Linked DNA regions of Mus musculus: region 1 is linked to region 2. The links are chromatin contacts, found by Hi-C or POLR2A ChIA-PET in ENCODE. All regions are on one chromosome and are shown on one strand. The core of a region is the stretch at or near the end of the contact, and the rest is flanking DNA. Distances in the headings are between cores, read along the strand shown.

Region 1 (3,598 bases), core at 65-2,564, 2.8 Mb before region 2:
TGCTTGGGAGGCAGAGGCAGTTGGATCTTTATGAGTTCAAGGCCAATTTGGTGTACAGAGCAAGTTCCAGGACAGCCAGAGCTATACAGAGAAACATTGTGTCGAAAAACAAAACAAAACAAAACAAAACAAAACAAATGGACCATATTGCCTCCAAGTTAAAGGTAAAGAAATCAGAAACATCTGCTAATGGACAAGGAGTTAGTCTTTAAAAAAATATCTTTTTTTTTTCCCGAGACAGGGTTTCTCTGTGTAATAGCCCTGGCTGTCCTGGAATTCACTCTGTAGACCAAGCTGGTCTCGGACCCAGAAATCCGCCTGCCTCTACCTCCCAAGTGTTGGGATTAAAGGCGTGCCCCACCACGCCCGGCGTGGCACACACGTTTAAACCCAAAAATTGAGAGGCAGAGGCAGGCGGAGTTTGAGGACAGCCTGGTCTACATAGTGAGACCTACTTTCGAAATAACAGTAATAAAAAAATTGAAACAAATGACACTAGTATTTATTCAAATAAACAAATCACTTGCACTTATTAAAGATTAGCCTTAATTTGGAGAGGTAACAACCACTACGTGGGACTGTTGGACATAGTTCAGACGGACAGGTAAGCGCTTCCAGTGGCTGAGAGAAGCCCGGGGCTAGAAGCGTCCATCCCTCACCTGGAGTACCAGTCTATTCCGGAGTCTTTTTCCAAGATGCCTACACGGAGGTGGGGGAGGGTCCTACACTAAGATGGTTTTCTTTAAGTCGGTCTCTTTACTCCTCTGATCTCAGCAAGAAGACGCAGCAGAAAGCTCAGCCTTATAAAACCAAGTTTGCACGCCGCGGGCATTTTCTGGTTATTCAAGTTGGTTTTGAGGGCTGCCCAAAGAGATCAGTTCTTTGGACCAAAAGAGCGGTGCAGCGGGGCTTGCGGATGGGGGCGATGTGTGCCATCATCAGGAAGGGAAAGGAGCCGGGAGCTGGGACTGCGTAGCCCCAGCGGCGCGTTCAGGATTCCGGCCGGCCGGCAGGCTGGCTGACTGCGTTGCAGAGCTCGGTCTTCGCATTGGGCCTCCGACGCGGCCTCGGCCCGAGTCTGCTGTCTCCCGGCTTCTGAGTGGCTGGGGGGCCGGGGTTAACCTTTCACCTCCGCGCTCCGTCCAATCACAGGACGGCTTTCATGCGGCCGCGGGGCGAGCGAGCGAGGGGGCGCGGAGCGGCGGCGCGACGCCGGTGGGATTCTCCAAGCCGCTGTGCGCCGTCGCCGCGGGCCGAGCGCGGGCTGCGGGCGAGCAGGGCGCTGCGCAGTCTCCGCAGGCGCGGGCGGGAGGGGTCGGGGCGCGGCGCGGTGCGGCGCGGGCGGCTCCGGGCCCAGGTGAATGGAGTAACCTGACAGCGGGAACGAGACGACGGCGAGCGGCAGGAAATGGCGGCGGCGGCGGCGGCGCCGGGCGGCACCGGGAGGCCTGGGCTGTGACGCGCGCGCCGGAGCGGGGTCCGATGGTTCTGGAAGGCCCGCGGCGCCCAGTGCTGCAGGTGAGGCGGGCTCCCTGCTGGGCCGCTTTGTGTCCGGGCCCGGGGGACGGCGATGCCCGGCCCGCCTCTTGCGCGAGGCCCGCGCGGGCGCCGGGAGCAGGCCGCGACGCCGAGCCCGGGCAGAGAACTGTCCACGCGGGCCTCTCCGCACCCCCGCCTTAGGAGGAGCGGCCTTTGACAGGTCCCGTTCCGCGTTCGAAGCCCGGGAGAAGACAGGAGGTATCCACGCGGGCCGGCGTCTCGGGAGCGACCCGGGCCTGCCAAATGGCGCGGGACCCCTGGATGCCTCCGAGGATCTGGAGGGGGACAAGGCCTCAGCGAGGTGCGGGCTGGAGCCCTGGGAAGGACTGTTGTGTGTTTATTGGCAGGTGACCAAGGCTGGCCCTAGGGGGTGGGTGGCCCAGGCCATGTTTTGTGCCCCTCCCCTTTTAGGTCGTCTGGACCTTGCGAAGAAGGGTCTTTGCTTAAGGGGCTTTCGTTCAGCCAAATCTGTGTGCATCTCCAGCCAGCACACCAAATTGGTGTGGATTGCCTAGCAGAGATGAGCTGCCCTTGTGACTTTGCCTTCAGGACAGAGCCAGTGTCCTGAAGACTTGCCCAAATGGATGACTGGGAGTCTATGATCTGTAATAGTCCTTGCTTTTATGAGTAGACTTGTGATTAAAGGGTTAGTTACCGATATATGATGCCCTAAGTATTATGGTGATCAAGTGTTGAAAGACGTCATCGGGTGAAAGAGACTTACTTGGGAGTTCGCTCCTGAGTTTCTGAATCTTTGATTGTTAGTTTTCTGAGGAACCTCACTGTAAGTCAGTAGGAAAGGATGCAGTTCAAGAGTTAAGCAACTTGAGATATGTTTTTCAAACCTGTTGTAAAGTAGGATCGCTGAGTTGGAAATTCATTGGTATAAACATTTTAAGTTTTCTAGGCAAAAATTTTCATGGTAACCAAGGACCTGAAATGTAACCGAAAGGTGAATACTGGGTGAGGCTTGTAGCAAGCAGTAGTTTGGGTGTTTTTGGAAATATCTTTTTGATATCTTTGGGGACTGAGTTCTGGAATAATCTGTTTCACTTTTCAGGCTACCTGTGAAACATGCAGTGTGTAATATAAACAGTGCACAATATCATGACTGGAGTGTATTTTATAGAACTGTCAGCACCAAGGGCTGCTTTTAGTGATCAATGTAGTAGCCTAAGTTTGTGAATTTACACGTGGCTCCAAAAGATGACTCGGTTGGCTTTAACTGGGTGATAAAAGACCTTGCAACTGCATTAATAATGTAGTTGTCTTCCTGTCCCACACTGAGCACTGCATTATGGCAGTGTTTCTGGGCAGGAGTTGTATAGCTAGGCTGTTTGTCTGTTGTTGAACTTTCTTGTTTTGGTTTTAGAAGGTATTTTTGGTGTAGTTCATTTCTGTCTTTCTTGAAAGAAACTTTTAGGAAGTTTCTCTCTCAGCCTCTGGGGTACCGGAATTACAGGCATGCACCACCAGGCCTGACTCTCTTGGTCCTGATCAGAGAGTGGTTTCGTGGTGTTATGTATGAGTGCGTCTAGGTGTAGCTCTGCTTTCTAGGGAGGATAACGTGTGTAGCATTGTGTCACAGCATTGCCACATCTGACTCTCTGACCAGTCTGATGCCGTGAGATGGGGATGTCATTTGAGCAGGTGGGTGTGCTCTCTAAGGATTGCCTCTCTGCAGCCTACACCGCTTATCCGTGGCAGGGAAGGAGGACATTTGCTAAATCTCATCAGTCTGTACCAAGACGTGTCAGGCTCTTTTCTCAGAGTCTCACTGAATGAATTCTCAGTGCGTTCATGCAGCATCCTCCTTCCTGGTTGTACACACGAGGGAAGTGTGACTCTGATGATTTCTTCAGCGTGTGAGGCTGCCTGAGCCTTGACTGGATCATGCTCTGCTTTCAGAGCCTGCCTGCCTGCTCCTCAGGGTGTGCTGTCCAAGTGGATTTAGGCAGACAGCCCAACGTGGGATCCGTCCTCAGTCAGTACAGTGGCGTGAGTGGAGAAGCACTGTCCCACTGAGAGAGTCAGGTGACTTCTGCTTGTCTCAATGTGT
Region 2 (3,670 bases), core at 497-2,996:
TGTTGCCTTACCTGAATGGCTGACACTGCATCTAGTTTTCTTATCTCAGGTTGGTCCTGCATAGCCTTATATGCCAGATCATCCTAAGACATAAATACCTCCTGCCCACTCCCTGCCAAGTGTGCACCAGCTTCCTGCTGACTAAATGCAAGACAAGCTCCAAGACCACTCACAAGCCGACCTAATCTGCACCTTCAGTCTGCACCAACCACTCTTCCAGTTTTTGATTTGTTAAAAATCTCCCCAACAGTGCTCAGCCTTCTCAAGTTTTTAATCCCTCTTCTGCACCCAGGAATAACTTTGTTCTCCCAGGCTTAGCAAATTCCTCTTGATCTGGCTCAGGTGCAAGCTTTTCATTGTCCCCAGGTAAAGCTTCATTACTTAGCACAAAGGAGGCAGGAGGAGTGTTTGCCAAGGGATGATGATTGTGTCCAAAAGCGATCATCTTTGCATCTCCCAAACCAAGCACAGTGCTCGAAGCAATAGAAATAAATGTGCTGAACGCACTGAACCCACCATATCGGGAATTCCCCCAGGGCAGTGACTTCGACTACCTCTGCTTCATCTCGAATATATACCAGATACTTGCTTTCTCAAGAATGATCGTTCACGCTGAGGTCAACTAATGAGAAATACGCAAAGACGGATCTGGACTAGTCCTGGGGCTCACAGTGGGAGAAGTCTCTCTTTAATCGTTCAGGTAAAGAAAGGCTTTGAAAGGGGCAAAGGAATCGTAAAATTAAAGGGTAGAAAAGTAGGCATAGATGATGCTTAAGTTCTCCTTGTCACAGGGGCCAGAGTACTGGGGCTGGATATGGCCTGACTTCTGGTTTCCTGAAAAGTACGTAAGCAAGGAAACTAGGAATGGGATCTTGGGAAACGTGGTGATTGTGGTAGCGCCGAGAGAAGTTAATTCTATCAAGGCGTGGCATGAGCCTCTCAAGGGTCTTTGGAATTAAGGAGCTACGAAGGCACCTGCTGGCCTCGTGTTCTCTGAGCCCAAGATGGGAAAGGCAGAGATGGGGAGGCTTGGGGAGTACGGCGGTACAAGGGGAAAGAGCCCAGGCTGGACGCGGATTAACTTTTAGCTCCAGCTGATGAAAGCTCAGAGGAACTAGACAGGAGGGAGGGCAAGGAGGAAGCATAGGCGCGCCCCAACACCCCGAGGTTTCAGCCCGGGGAAAAGTCACTTCTCTTCCCCCTTGCGGAACGCTTGTTCCAGGAACCACGGAGACTGTCACAACCGAAACCGCGGGAGCGCGTCCGGGCGACACCGGGCCGACGCGGGAACCCATCCCCTTGAGGGCCTCCTCCCAACCCGAAGGCTCCTTTCCGTCTCCCGTCCTCACCTGCCAGGCCAATCTCCCCCCGGCACCGTCCGCCGCCCTTCCCAACCCCTAGTGGAACGCAGGTCGGAGAGCGAGCAGAGCTAGCGCGCGCTCAGCGGCGGAGAGCAGCCGGCAGGAGCCCCTGTGTGGTGGCCGCCATCTTGGGCCTGAGCAGAGCGGCTGAGGCGGGGACGACCCGGGCGACACCATCTGTAGGGGTGGTGACGAACCGGGTCAGGGAAGAGGACAGCGCAAAAGCTCGCAAACCTTGTCAGCCTGGATCCACGTCTTATTCAAAACGTGTCGCGATCATTCACAGCTTAAGATGTACGGGATTCGCGCGTGAGAAGGGAGAGAGAAGCGCCGGTTTGCCGACGCCACCCCCTCTCATCAGGGCTGGCGCGGCGAGTGGCAGCTCCTTAGGTCACGGCTTCCGCCGGCGCCAGTGGCCTAGCTCCCTGCGGCTGTCCTTGGTCGCCTTGTCACCAGGCTGAAGGTGGGTCTGGGGACCCCGGCGCCACCCGTGGTGGTGATGCGGGCGGGAGGGTTCTGGGGAACGCTCGCATGGAGGGGAAACAGGGTCGCCTTCGGTGACCCCTGCGCGCTGCCCGCCCCACGCCTTTTACAAAGACTGCTCTGGGGACGATCTGATGGCCTGGCTCTCGGGGGACTCGGAAGGGTTCTCAAGGATCCGACTCTTGAGCCCACAATAGGGAATGCAGCTCCTATCCAGAAGCGGGGCGCGGTCGCCCAGGCGTCTGTCTCCTCGTCCAACTCTCCTGATTGTGAAACCCGCACGTAGCCATTTGCCTTTTAAAAACAAGGCTTTCTGCTTGGTTTCCAGTCCGTGTTATGATCTCAACGGTTTCGGTTTTGCTCCATCCATTCCATATCTTAGGTGACACTTTGTAATAATTATAAAGAACTGTGGGGTCCAGTCCAACACAAGGTATTATCTCTTAAAAAGTCTACATGTGCCTGCAGTGGTGGTGGCGCATGCCTTTAATCCCAGCACTTGGAAAGCAGAGGCAGGTGGATTTCTGAGTTCAAGGCCAGGCTGGTCTACAGAGTGAGTTCCAGGGCAGCCAGGGCTTTAAAGAGAACCCCTGTCTTGAAAAACAAAACAACAAAAAAAGTCTACATGTTTCCAGCATGAATCCAGATAGAAGACTCAGCAAAATAAGACTCACAGCAGTGTCTGTTATTCTTGAAAAGGGAAAGAAACTTTAATCCCAGCACTTGGAAAGCAGAGGCAGGTGGTATTTAAGGGAAATACCTTGTGTTAGAGAAAAATATTAAGAAATATGTGGGATGTGGGGTTAGTTGTTTTTTGTTTTTAAAAAGTCTCACACACACACACATGGAGAGAGAGAGAGAGAGAGAGAGAGAGAGAGAGAGAGAGAGAGAGAGAGGCTCTGCAAAGAAGAAAAGAGAGGAGGAGTTATTTAACTGTTTACCTCCGTACACAGGAGAGAGAGTAGAACAAAAGAGCTTAAGCCTGATCAGGATACAGATTGTCTGGGGACTATGCTAATCCTGACTCTTTACCCTATACTTAAAGCAAGTTACTTTGCCACAACTAAATTTGGATTTCTTCATCTGAAAAAAAAAAAAAGCCCCAATCTTGAGACATGGTTACTTAAATCTGCAGTCTGTGGTGAGGAGTATATGAATTAGCTATGACGCAGAAACGCCTCGTCCATGTGGCCTACATCTGTAACTCCAACTACTTTTGAGGATGAGGCAGAGGGATAGTAAGCCAGAGCTTCACAGTAAGACTGTCTCAAAAAACAAATACAAAACAAACAAACAAAAGATTCAGTTCTTGTTAAAAGCTTGCCCAAAAAAAAAAAAAAAATTGGATCACTTTAATATTAAAAAAATAAATGACCAAGCCGGGCATGGTGGCACACGCCTTTAATCCCAGCACTCGGGAGGCAGAGGCAGGCGGATTTCTGAGTTCGAGGCCAGCCTGGTCTACAAAGTGAGTTCCAGGACAGCCAGGGCTATACAGAGAAATCCTGTCTCGAAAAACCAAAAAATAAAATTAAAAAAATAAAATAAAATAAAAATAAATGACAAGACAGAGTGTGTGGCTCTGATACGGTGTGTGCTTTTCAAAGCCAAGGCTGCTTCCCTCCTTCTCTCACCCCCTTCTGTCTGCCTCCCCCCCCCTCTTTTTCTTGACACAGTTTCTCTGTGTAGCCCAGGCTGGCCTTGAACTCAGAGATCCTCCTGCTTCTGCCTTCTTAGTGCACCACCACTGCCCAGCCTCCCAATTCTTTTTTTAAAAATACCACAGTACCAGGCAGTGGTGCACAGGGGAGGCAGAAGCAAGCAGA

What was found. A loop is a pair of places that touch in the nucleus more often than their neighbours do. ChIA-PET counts read pairs that join two places held with the same protein, here RNA polymerase II (POLR2A).
Region 1: a map of T-helper 2 cell shows a loop between it and region 2 (7-fold over the local background). The contact joins the promoter of Dicer1 here to the promoter of Ndufb1 in region 2. A Hi-C loop is called at or near these places in 1 of 37 maps with a recorded cell type or tissue (T-helper 2 cell). POLR2A ChIA-PET finds 5 or more read pairs at or near these places in 1 of 5 experiments (Patski).

What each region holds. Positions count from the first base shown.
Region 1 is chr12:104,749,668-104,753,265 of GRCm38, reverse strand. Dicer1 (dicer 1, ribonuclease type III) reads left to right here and starts at 1,314. Exons shown (of 27, transcript NM_148948.2): 1 at 1,314-1,518.
Region 2 is chr12:101,973,814-101,977,483 of GRCm38, reverse strand. Ndufb1 (NADH:ubiquinone oxidoreductase subunit B1) reads left to right here and starts at 1,746. Exons shown (of 3, transcript NM_001378525.1): 1 at 1,746-1,824. Cpsf2 (cleavage and polyadenylation specific factor 2) reads right to left here and starts at 1,510. Exons shown (of 15, transcript NM_016856.3): 1 at 1,350-1,510.